2 separate regions of the Mus musculus genome follow, and region 2 is linked to region 1. A link is a loop called in an ENCODE intact Hi-C map of the cell type or tissue named here. Cell type or tissue: left cerebral cortex. All regions are shown on one strand. Each heading gives the region's core, and the rest is flanking DNA. Links, peaks and the distances in the headings are about the cores only.

What was found. Hi-C counts contacts between places; a loop is a spot of excess contacts. Peaks named below come from ENCODE experiments on the same cell type or tissue, not always from the same donor. Only the 100,000 strongest peaks of a DNase experiment are listed, where the experiment ranks them.
Region 2: a loop joins it to region 1, with 2.7 times the contacts of the local background. A loop is called at or near these places in 11 of 42 quality-filtered maps.

What each region holds. Positions count from the first base shown.
Region 1 is chr16:91,359,957-91,365,078 of GRCm38, forward strand. No RefSeq gene overlaps it. Among named protein-coding and RNA genes, the nearest start is that of Ifnar2, 10 kb to the right of the region's middle. In left cerebral cortex, for the core only: no CTCF peak of the experiment used is centred there; DNase peaks (open chromatin) are centred at 2,842 and 3,704.
Region 2 is chr16:91,509,586-91,514,707 of GRCm38, forward strand. Ifnar1 (interferon (alpha and beta) receptor 1) reads left to right here. Exons shown (of 11, transcript NM_010508.2): 11 at 1-938. It also overlaps the pseudogene Gm7856. Among named protein-coding and RNA genes, the nearest start is that of Mir6367, 15 kb to the right of the region's middle. In left cerebral cortex, for the core only: a CTCF peak has its summit at 2,994 (motif pointing right); a DNase peak (open chromatin) is centred at 2,987.

The sequences.
Region 1 (5,122 bases), core at 649-4,648:
TCCATCCCGTGTGCTCAGGGGGATAAGAAGTGAGCTTTGAGCCCCCCTTATGAGACCTTGTGAGATGACCTACCTAAAGCTACAGAAGGCCGGACAGAAACAGGTGGCTGCAACCCTCTGCAGAGGCCAAGCGGTTCTTGAGACACCAAATGGAGGTGTTAAGGCCAAAACAGTTAGTGTTATAACAGGCTTCAAAAGCAGCCTTACAGAATCTCTTCCCAGTGTTGTCATACACACACACACACACACACACACACACACACACACACACACACACACACACACACAGAGGCTGGGCCAGTCCTTGAAGTTGGCTGACCTGCATCTGCACGAGAAATGACTGCTGGAGGACAGTGAAGCTGATTCCAGGAGGGAGAGGAGGAGCCAGGAAAGAGTAGGGGAGCACAGGATTTGTGTGCAGAGCAAATATCCCAGGGCAGAGACTAAATAAAGGCAGAGGTGTTGTGGAGTGAGGGTAAATCAGAATGCAAAGCAGGCGCTTGTGCAAGAGCTGCAGCCCTGAGGGTCTGAGTGGGAAGCAATTCTGAACGCTCTGGGAGCCTGGGGGAGTTTGAGCATCTGCATTAGGAAGCTGGTCTGCTTGGTGTGTGGAAAGTGATAAAAACATAGGGTCTTAAGGTCTCTGTACGTTTGGCATGACCCGCAGGAAAGCAAGCACAAAGCAGACAAACATGGGCCCACAGTCTAAGTGGAATGAAACCTACCCACTGCTGTGGCTTATTAGAAGGTGGACCCTAGCTTGGTCTTCAGGATGATACAAACCCTGTGACAAGCCCTTAGGTCACTGAGACCCTCAACGGCGATGGTGGGATCCCAGTCTCCTCTCCCTCTTGCCATGACAGGTTGCCCTCATCAGTGCTCCAAAGCCACAGGGCTCCAGAATCCTAAACCTGAATAAACCTGTTCTCCTCATAGGCTGCTTGTCACTGGCATTTCACCATAGTGATGGAGCACAAACACCGCATCCCTTCTCTAAGGAAAAGGACACAATGGCACGACAGTAAAAATAATAATAGTAATGATAATAATTAGGAGGCTAGACAGATGGCTCCACAGAGCACTGGCTGCTCTTAAGGGGACCCGGGTTCAGTTCCCAGCACCCACATGGCAGCTCACAGCTACCTTCAGCTATAGTTCCAGGAAATCGAACACTACGCTCTGGCCTCTGAGAGTACCTATACATATGTGCACATACACACAGAGACACATTAATAAAAGTAAAATAAATCATTAAGAAATAAACCAAACTAGGTACAGAGTTTTGCAACAGGGTACAAAACAGCAGCTAGGGTCCTGGAGCTGATGTTCCGCTAGCCTTGGAGTAAGCTGTTTCTTATTACAGCATTGGGGATAGGAATTACCACCACACACCATATCTCACACACATACACACACAAACACTCACATACACACACCACACACACTCACTCACACATACTAACACATATACTCACACACATACACAAACACATACATATACCATCCACACTCACTCATATTAACACATATACACACACACACTCATACTCACACAAACACATACACATACCATACACACTCACTCACACACATACACTTATACACACCATACAAACTCACACTAATGCACACACCACACATGCACGTATACACTGACACCCATACACTGACAAACACTCTCTCACACACACACACACACACCACCACCACCACAACAAACCTAAACATATACCACACACACAGCTATCAGCAGCCCTGGGAGACAGAGCTGTTGACTGATTTCTAAGGTGTATCTCTTAGAGAATGGAGCTATGGTTGGTATTTTATGCCACGCAAAACAATTACTTCGAGTATGCATCAGTTGGAACAAAGTCAGGCTATTAAGCAAAGAAGATGAGATAGATAACATATGCTTTAGATTTAAGCATGGAAGGGGTATCTAAGCATCTTAACGACATTTTGTGGCTTCTGAAACTACACTGCCCCAAAAGGTATCATGGACAAACAGGTTCAAAAGTTAAGCAAAATTTTTAAATTAAGTAATAAATATAAGCTGTCCTACTTATATCTTTTACTTAATTTCCTTCTGTAAATAAAATTGCCAGGTAATTTACAAAGCCACTGAGCAAGTATAGGGCTGAGACGGAAGACTGACAAGGTCAAAGGTGTCAGACCCACAACCCCTCCCTCAGCTTCAGGCCAGCTTGTGTCACTTGCTGTTTGCACTTTGCTGGTTAAAGTCCCTGGAAAGGCTGCACTGCTAATATTCTGCAGGCGATAGTCACACTTTCCTGCCTGTTGGCTGCATTGATGCCCTCCAGACTCAGGAAACAAGAAATGCAAACCAGACACTAAAGGCAGAGGGGTCTTTTCCTTCCTGGGTCCCCTCAGTTTCCCCTTTCTACCCCATCTTACACACATGCATACACACACACACACACACACACACCACTCTACAAATACTCCATAGACATTCTCCCCATGAAAAACATACATACTACACACCACAAAGCACACAGGCACACACTCAGATCTTACATACCACATAGACCATACACATTACACAAATGCAAAGCAAGCCCGTAGTGTCTCACATGATTTTGTTCCCCCTGCCCCTATATCTGAGGCTCACTAAACTGATTTCTGGAGCAGAAGTTTGGAAAACACAGACTTCGGGGGAGACAGAGGAAGCCCACAGGCCTCTGTCAAGGGGATCTTTGGTCTATGCTCTGCCCTTGACCGCTAAGCAGAGCGAATGCTCCTGGGAGTACTGACCTAAGACCCAGCTCTGGCAGAAGGCTTCCTCACACTGGCGGCTGCCAAGAATGAGAGAGGTTGAGTCAGGCAGCCTGCCAGTGAACCCGAAGGAGGGGCCCGGGAAAGTATGCACAGCTTTCTATCTGGGAAAGCCCCCTACAATTTCTATCATCTCTTCATTTCACAACACCTTGTGTGTTTTCCAGATCATTTCCCAAACTTCAGCTGGCTGAGTCACGAACACAATTAGTTAGCTCTCTGCATCTCTGGACCTCAAATCCCTTGAGTTAACCAATCCTAGACAGGAGATAATCGAGAGAAATATTGGGTGTGTTCTAAACGTGAGCAGATGCCGCTTGCCATTGCTTCCTGCAGAGCACAGTGGAGCAAGTACTGACGTAGCATCTACACAGTATTGGGAGTTGGGAGTGATCTACAGGTGGTTTAAACATGGAGAAGAGGGGTGTGCATTCTGTATGAATAATCTGTCACTTCGTATCCAGAACTTGGGCATCTGTGGATCTGGGTCAGTTCACCACAGATCCTGGGGGAGGGGTTATTGTAGTGAATCTCAGACAGCTTTGGAAGAAGGAGAAACAAAATGACATGGGATCTGGAGGACAGGGACAGAACTGAATATAACAGAGATCACATAGGAAGGACACGTACTGATACGGCAGAGGTCGGGATGGATTGGACCGTAACTTTTCTTCAGCCATGAAGCCAGCTACTTAGTAGTTGAAGCTGGAAATACTGGACAGAGAAGAGGTCATGTTCATGCTTCAGACACTAAATGGAGCAATCCCAGAAATTACCAATTGAGAAAGAAAAAGGAAAGTCAACAGCCCACAGTCAGCAGCAGACCCTGCTGGGCCAAGGAATGTAACCATTGTTTTTCCAGGCTCGTATCCAACCAGGAAATCCTTCTTACTGCTTCCAACAGTTCATCCCTTTCCACAGAGCTGAGGCCTCAGTCGTGGCTGATTTTCTCTTAGAGATTTAGTTCATGCCCCCCATGAGAACAGGAAGTCAGGAGTTCACAGGCTGGAGAGCCAGAGAAGACATTCGCTGCAGCTGGAGTCTGAGGGCAGCTGGAGGCTTTCCTCAATCTGCTTTCCTCAAGGATTGCTGCCCTACATGTTAATCTTAGCTTAACATGACCATCACAGCAACACATAGACTGATGTTGGTCCAAGTATGCCCCAGACAAACTGACAGGTGATATTAACCATCACACATACTACCTATCTTAGCTTTGTTCCTACGGCTGTGAGAAAATTCACACAAAAAGCAACTTAGGGAGGAGAGGGTTTATTTGACTCACAAATCCAGACTGCAGTCCATCATTTTAGTCAAGTTAGATACACAAGCAGCTTGTCCTGTCACACCCGAAGTCACGAGCAGAGAGAAGAGACACTCTGTATCTATTTTTTTATGTATCTATATATATGTATCTATCTATGTATCTATCTATCTATGTATCTATCTATCTTGCCTGCTAGCTTTTTCACTCTTACACAGTTCAGGGCCCAGACTAGGAAATGGTGCTACCCACAGTGGGCTGGATCCTCCTACATCAATGAACAACCTAGACAGCTACCCCCAAGACATGCCTACAGATCAACCTGAACTAGAGAGTTCCTCATTAACCCTCTCTTCCCAAGTGATTCTACTAGCTGGCACACCACCCTAGGAAAACAATATCACAGTCTAACTTAAATCTTATCTGTTATTAACAGATACCTAACCCAGGATGCTGGGGATTAAGTTTGTTTCCTAATACAGCCCTCACTGGATGGCCAACCTAGCACCAAGTTCTAGTCATTATCTTCCTACCCATTTCTAACCCATCCCCAATCCACTAACCCTGGTCCAGAGATGGGCAAGGGTTCTGTCTGGGAGCAGTCACTTCCAGGGGACTTTGTAGAGAGCTGGGGAACGGGGGTATGGAGGGTGGTACTGGTCACATGATGGGCTGAGTGCTACAAGTATTTGATGAGCAGAGGCCAAGGATGCTGGACCACTCCATCATCTAACTACTGTCTTCTATGATATGTCTATGGATAGATCTTTGAAGGTGAATTCCCTGTTTGGACTTAAGCTTAAAACCTATTTTTGTTTGGCATTTAACTATGTAATTTTTGGTACTGGACTACATTTCTCAACACTGAATGAAATTTTCCCTAAAACGACCTCGATTCTGAAGTTCACATCCCAACACTGGCCTTATTTCCATTCCTAATTCCAACACTATCTGATAGCAGATCTCCCCCTCCCCCAACCCCGCCTCCGCCTCTAATCATCTATCTCATTGGTTTGGCCATGACTCCCCGCCCACCCCACCCCCCATGTTGTTTCCACAGCA
Region 2 (5,122 bases), core at 670-4,669, 150 kb after region 1:
CTATCACAGTGACGTCTACAGTGAGAAATGCTGTTCTAGACTCATTACATATGTAATCATTTAAATGTAATCATTTAGAGCCTGGGCAGAAATCTATAACCTATGAAAATGTTCATTTAAAATCAGGTCAGGCACAAGTGTGCCTGGCTTGTTCTCATCCCAGCTGCCTAGGAATGTGGGCCAACCTCAGCCACATAGCAAGAGCCTGTCGTACACATATGTACAGGTGTAGAGGTATGTGTGCATGTATATAGGTACTATATAAAATACAGAGCCCAGAGCCTGTGATGCTTCAGATGGCCTCGGACTTCTCTGGAGACCTGGGGAACGTGTTAACAAAGCCTTCCCTAACCCCATGGAAGCCGTGTGTCCCTGTGTGCATTGGTCCTTTGGTGTTTGCCTCCCTCTGTATTGCAGAAGCTCTTTGAGCAGGGTCTCAGTTCCTCCCTGTGGCCCCCCAGCCCCTGTGACAGTGCAGCGCTGGCACAGACAGTGCCCACAGCTACCGAATGAATGAGATCTGAAATTGAAGCAGATGACTGTTCTGGCTGTTTGTGTAATGAAATAACCACGTTTGTGTGTTTCTATGCATCACCTTTGTGTCTGCATCCTTTTATATTTTTGTCTGGAGCCCCACTGTTGTATATCGACAAACCTAACACACACCGGAACCAGGACTCTGGATCTCAGGTGCTGCTCCTTTAAACTGGAATCCGTGAGGCAGAGGTGCCGTCTACAACCCGTTCCTGACAGCAGGACTTGCATTCTGGCATTCTGGATCCACACTGCTGTCCCTTCCAAGTGTTACTGTCTCTCATTCCTCTGTCTCTGAGATCCCTTCTGCTCTACCTCAAGAGACTAAGAGGGTGAACACAGTTTGTACTTTTCATCTTCCTTACAGAGAAGGAAATAATAAATTCATATTTGTTCCCAAGAAATGCTTTGTTGATTGATAATAGTGACAAATTCCAGTTGCAACCAAAGTTTGATTTTGGGTTTTTTTTAAAGATGCTCCTGCCTCAGCTCTAGGTGCTCAGATCACTGGCTGTGGCCTGACTCTTCCAAGGTGAAGAAACATCACTGCCCAAGGTCAGGCACCAGCAATAGACTAAGGAGAAGGTGCCGCCTAAATCAGCGTTCTCAACAGGTGGGTTGTGACCCCCTTGGGAGTCAAATGACCCTTTCACAGGGATCAAATATTAGATATCCTGCATGTCAGGTGTTTACATTATGATTCATAACAAGCAAAATTACAGTTAAGTAGCAATGAAAATAATCTTAGGTTGGTGTCAGTACACCATGAACTATATTAAAGGCTCACAGGATCTGAGAACCACCGCTGGATGTCCAGCTTGCTGAGCCAGCGAATTCATTCAGGTTTCTCACAAGAGCTCAGACAAGGACTCCCAAAGGCCCCGTGCCCAACTCACAGGCAGTTCGACTGGGCGTCTCCTCAGCCTCAGCCATTGCACACCGCGCTTGCAACCCCGCTGAGGGTTCTGGGGATCCTATAACTTCTTGACCTTTGAGTTTTCTAGGCTTCCTACATTTTAGGGGCTTCCCTTCTCACTCCAGGAGGGAATATTTTAATTCATTACATTTGAAACTCATGCCAGGCGGTGGTGGCACACACCTTTAATCCCAGCACTCGGGAGGCAGAGACAGGTGGATCTCTGTGAATTGGAGGCCAGCCTGATTTACAGAGTGAGTTCCAGGGTGGCCAGGTCTACACAGAGAAGCCCAATCTCGATAAATAAACACACAAAACTCTTAATATCTCCCTCCCTCCCTTCCTTCCTTCCTCTCCCTTCTGTCGCTCTTCCCCTGTCCCTCCCCCTCTCGCTCTCCCCCACCCCTGTGTGTCTGCTGTGCTGTACACATGGGTGTGCACACTCCTGAGCAGGAATGTGAGTACACAGGTGTCACACATGTCCGTACCCATGCGCACATGTGAAGGTAAACATAGGATGTTGTCCTCCACCCTATCGTCTTGAAACAAGACCTCTCACAGGAGAGGAAGCTCACCATTCTGCCTTAGCTGGTTGACCAGTAAGCTCTGGGAATCTCCCTGTCTGTGCCCAATGCTAGGACTGGGTATGAACAGTGAAGTCTGGCTTTTTTGTTAGGTATTGGAGGTTTGTACTCAGGACTTCACACTTGCACACCAAGCACTTGTCCGGTGGGCAGTGTCCCCAGGCCCCATTCAGCTTTTTCTTACAACTCTTCTCAGGCTTACAGTGATCACAGAATTGCTGGTCTTGAGGGCATGCGTAATACACATGGATTTCTGTGATGGAATGCTTTTTTACTGGGATAAGTCTTTTTCTCCACCTGGAGGAACAAAGGCAAGAAGGAATTCAGTCTTCTAGTGACTTGCAAGTCCCCTGCACCCCTCACTCCCTCAGCCTATGTCAGCAGAAGACATTTCGCAAAGGGGCTAACGATAAAGATGAAGACAGGAAGTTGGCAGAGTAGATATTCTGGCTATGGGGGGGGGTGTCTTGGGAAGAAAAAGGAAAATGCACATAGTTAAAATTACTGATGATGAACTAACACCTTCCACCCAAGTGTTCTGGATTCTGTTTAGAAGTAGCTGAGGAAAGAGAGAGTGATCAATTGTTCTTTCGCTTGTTTTTATTTGTTTTTACAAGATGTGTCCTTAGCTACTTAAGGAGACCCTTTGTTGCTACTGCACTGCCTCCCCAGGCTCGTAGCACTTTTCATATTCTGGGATCTGACTTACACAGAGGCAGTGCCTACAGGTGCATCATGCACTGGGAAATCTTCCTGAGAACCACACCACCATCAGGTCGACGGCAGCTTTGTGCCCATCTGACGTCCATCTGACAGAACATCTCCTTCTCAGGTGGGCCCTGGAAGTATAAAGACCCTCTTTTGGCCCCTTTGTTTCACTGCTACTGTTGCGGACTTAGAAGCTGACTTCTGGTGAGGGCTGACTAGGGCCTGGTCACTGAAGGTGCATTGACAGGATTCGCCACTAGAGGGAGACAGGTCACCCCATTTGGACTTAACAACTTGGCTGCCATATTAAAAGGGGATGAGGGAACTTATTCTTGTTGGCTGTATTTGTTTTTTGTTTTTTTTCTTTTTGTTTTTGGGTTGTGTTTTGTTGTTGTTGTTCTTGTTTGTTTGTTTGTTTGTTTGTTTTGGGTTTTTTTTTTGTTTTGTTTTTCCAGACAGGGTTTCTCTATGTAGCCCTGGCTGTCCTGGCACTCACTTTGTAGACCAGGCTGGCCTCGAACTCAGAAATCCGCCTGCCTCTGCCTCCCGAGTGCTGGGATTAAAGGCGTGTGCCACCATGCCCAGCTTGTGTTTGTTTTTATAGCGAGATAAGGTCTCACTGTGTAGCCCCAGCTGGCCATCAAATGACTGTGTAGGCCATACTGGTGGTCTACATAAAGGTCTGAGTGCTGAGATTAAAGGCGCGCAACACCAGGCCTTGCTTAAGGAAAAGATTCTTTTTTTTTTTAAGAAAGGAAGATACAAACTTTATTAGAAAAAATAACATAAAAACAAGAAAGGAAATGGGTTTGTTCAACGGATGCCTTGGTGGATGAGGCTACTTTTAGCTACACTGGCTCCCCACCCCCAACCCCCCTGCTCACACCAAAGGGCAGGGTCCATCTCAAAGCAGCGCCACAACTGTAGAGTCTCGTCAGCTGCTGCTGATGCCACTGTGGCCCCATTTGGACTCATTGTAAGACCCAGGACCCGTGCTGTGTGACTTTTGAGCTCAGCCACCTTGGCCATGGTTGGATACTTCCAAATACCCAGCTGGTTCTGGGCAAAGCCGTGACCTGAGATCAGCTCCTTATGTTGGGGAGATCAGTGGACAGAGCACACCTGGGAATGCACCTCCACAGCACTCAGACAGGCCCCTGAGCAGACGTTCCAAATGCAAATGTGCCGGTCACTGGTTCCTCCTCCTGTTGCCAGGATATTGGACTGCCAGGGACACCATGCAACAGCCTTGACAGCACCTTGATGTTGAGTGAATATTTGCAGGGGAGCCCATCCACTTTCTCCAGGACCACTGGGCCACACGTTGACAATGTTATCATTGCCACCACTTGCCAGGTGTCGTCTATCCTGGGGCCCAGCGAAGCCCACATACTTCCTGGCTATGGCCACTCAGTGTGGCCACATGGTGTTCTGCTACCCGAACATCATGGTGGTGGATGTGGCCAGACCGTGAACCACTGGACAGGATATAGCTGTTCCAACTGAGAGAGCTTACTTGAGCGGAGTGACAGGTCATGTTTCGAAGTCATTTCTGCTGCTGCACATCCCATAACTGCACCTCAGCATTGCTGGTGCCCACAGCTAGGTAGTTGCCCTCCTTGATCCAGGCCACCGAGGATATGTAGCCCCCAGGCTGCTCCATTTGCAACAACTGCAGGATGTCACCAGAACCAGCGTTCCATAAGTACACACTGTTGTCCAGTGCCACAGCCAATACATTTCCAGAGCTCCAATCTACAAAATTCAGGTAGTAGTCATTCCGGATTTCGGGGGCATCAAGATTCCTGTCTGGCAGAGAAGGGATGCATCTGCAAGCCTTCCTGCTGGAGCCAGGCGTGCCTTTCTGGCTGTAGAGTGCTTTCAGTCTGTTCTGGTAGCCTTCTGGGGCATTCTGAGGTTTGCCGCTGAGCCTTCCTCCACATCAAAACCGTTCAGGTTGAGAGACCAGGCTTTCTGATGCTCCTTTTTCATGGGCGTCCCCCTGTCTTCTGGCTGGTTTTCCTTGCTTAAGAGGAAGCTGGCCACCTCCATTTGAGAAGCACTGCGTTTGGGGGATAAAGCGGTCACCTCCAGGTTTGCTAGGGGTGGTCTGAACCTTGGAACTAGATTTGCCAGGAGTTCGGCCCTGGGTCCAGCGCGTGTGATCTGTTGTGGCTCGCATCGGCGAGGGGGCTGGGCCTGTGTCTTCCTTTGCTTTGCACTGCCAGCGAACAACCAGGGCATTGGGGATGGGTGCATCCCGTTGAAGCAGTGAGTGCAAATCGCTCTCTAACACGAACTGTGCCGTGGCACGGCTACCAGGGTGAGAGGCGACCAAGCTCGATCCTCACCGGGCTCCTGGGCTCTGAAAGCCACAGCT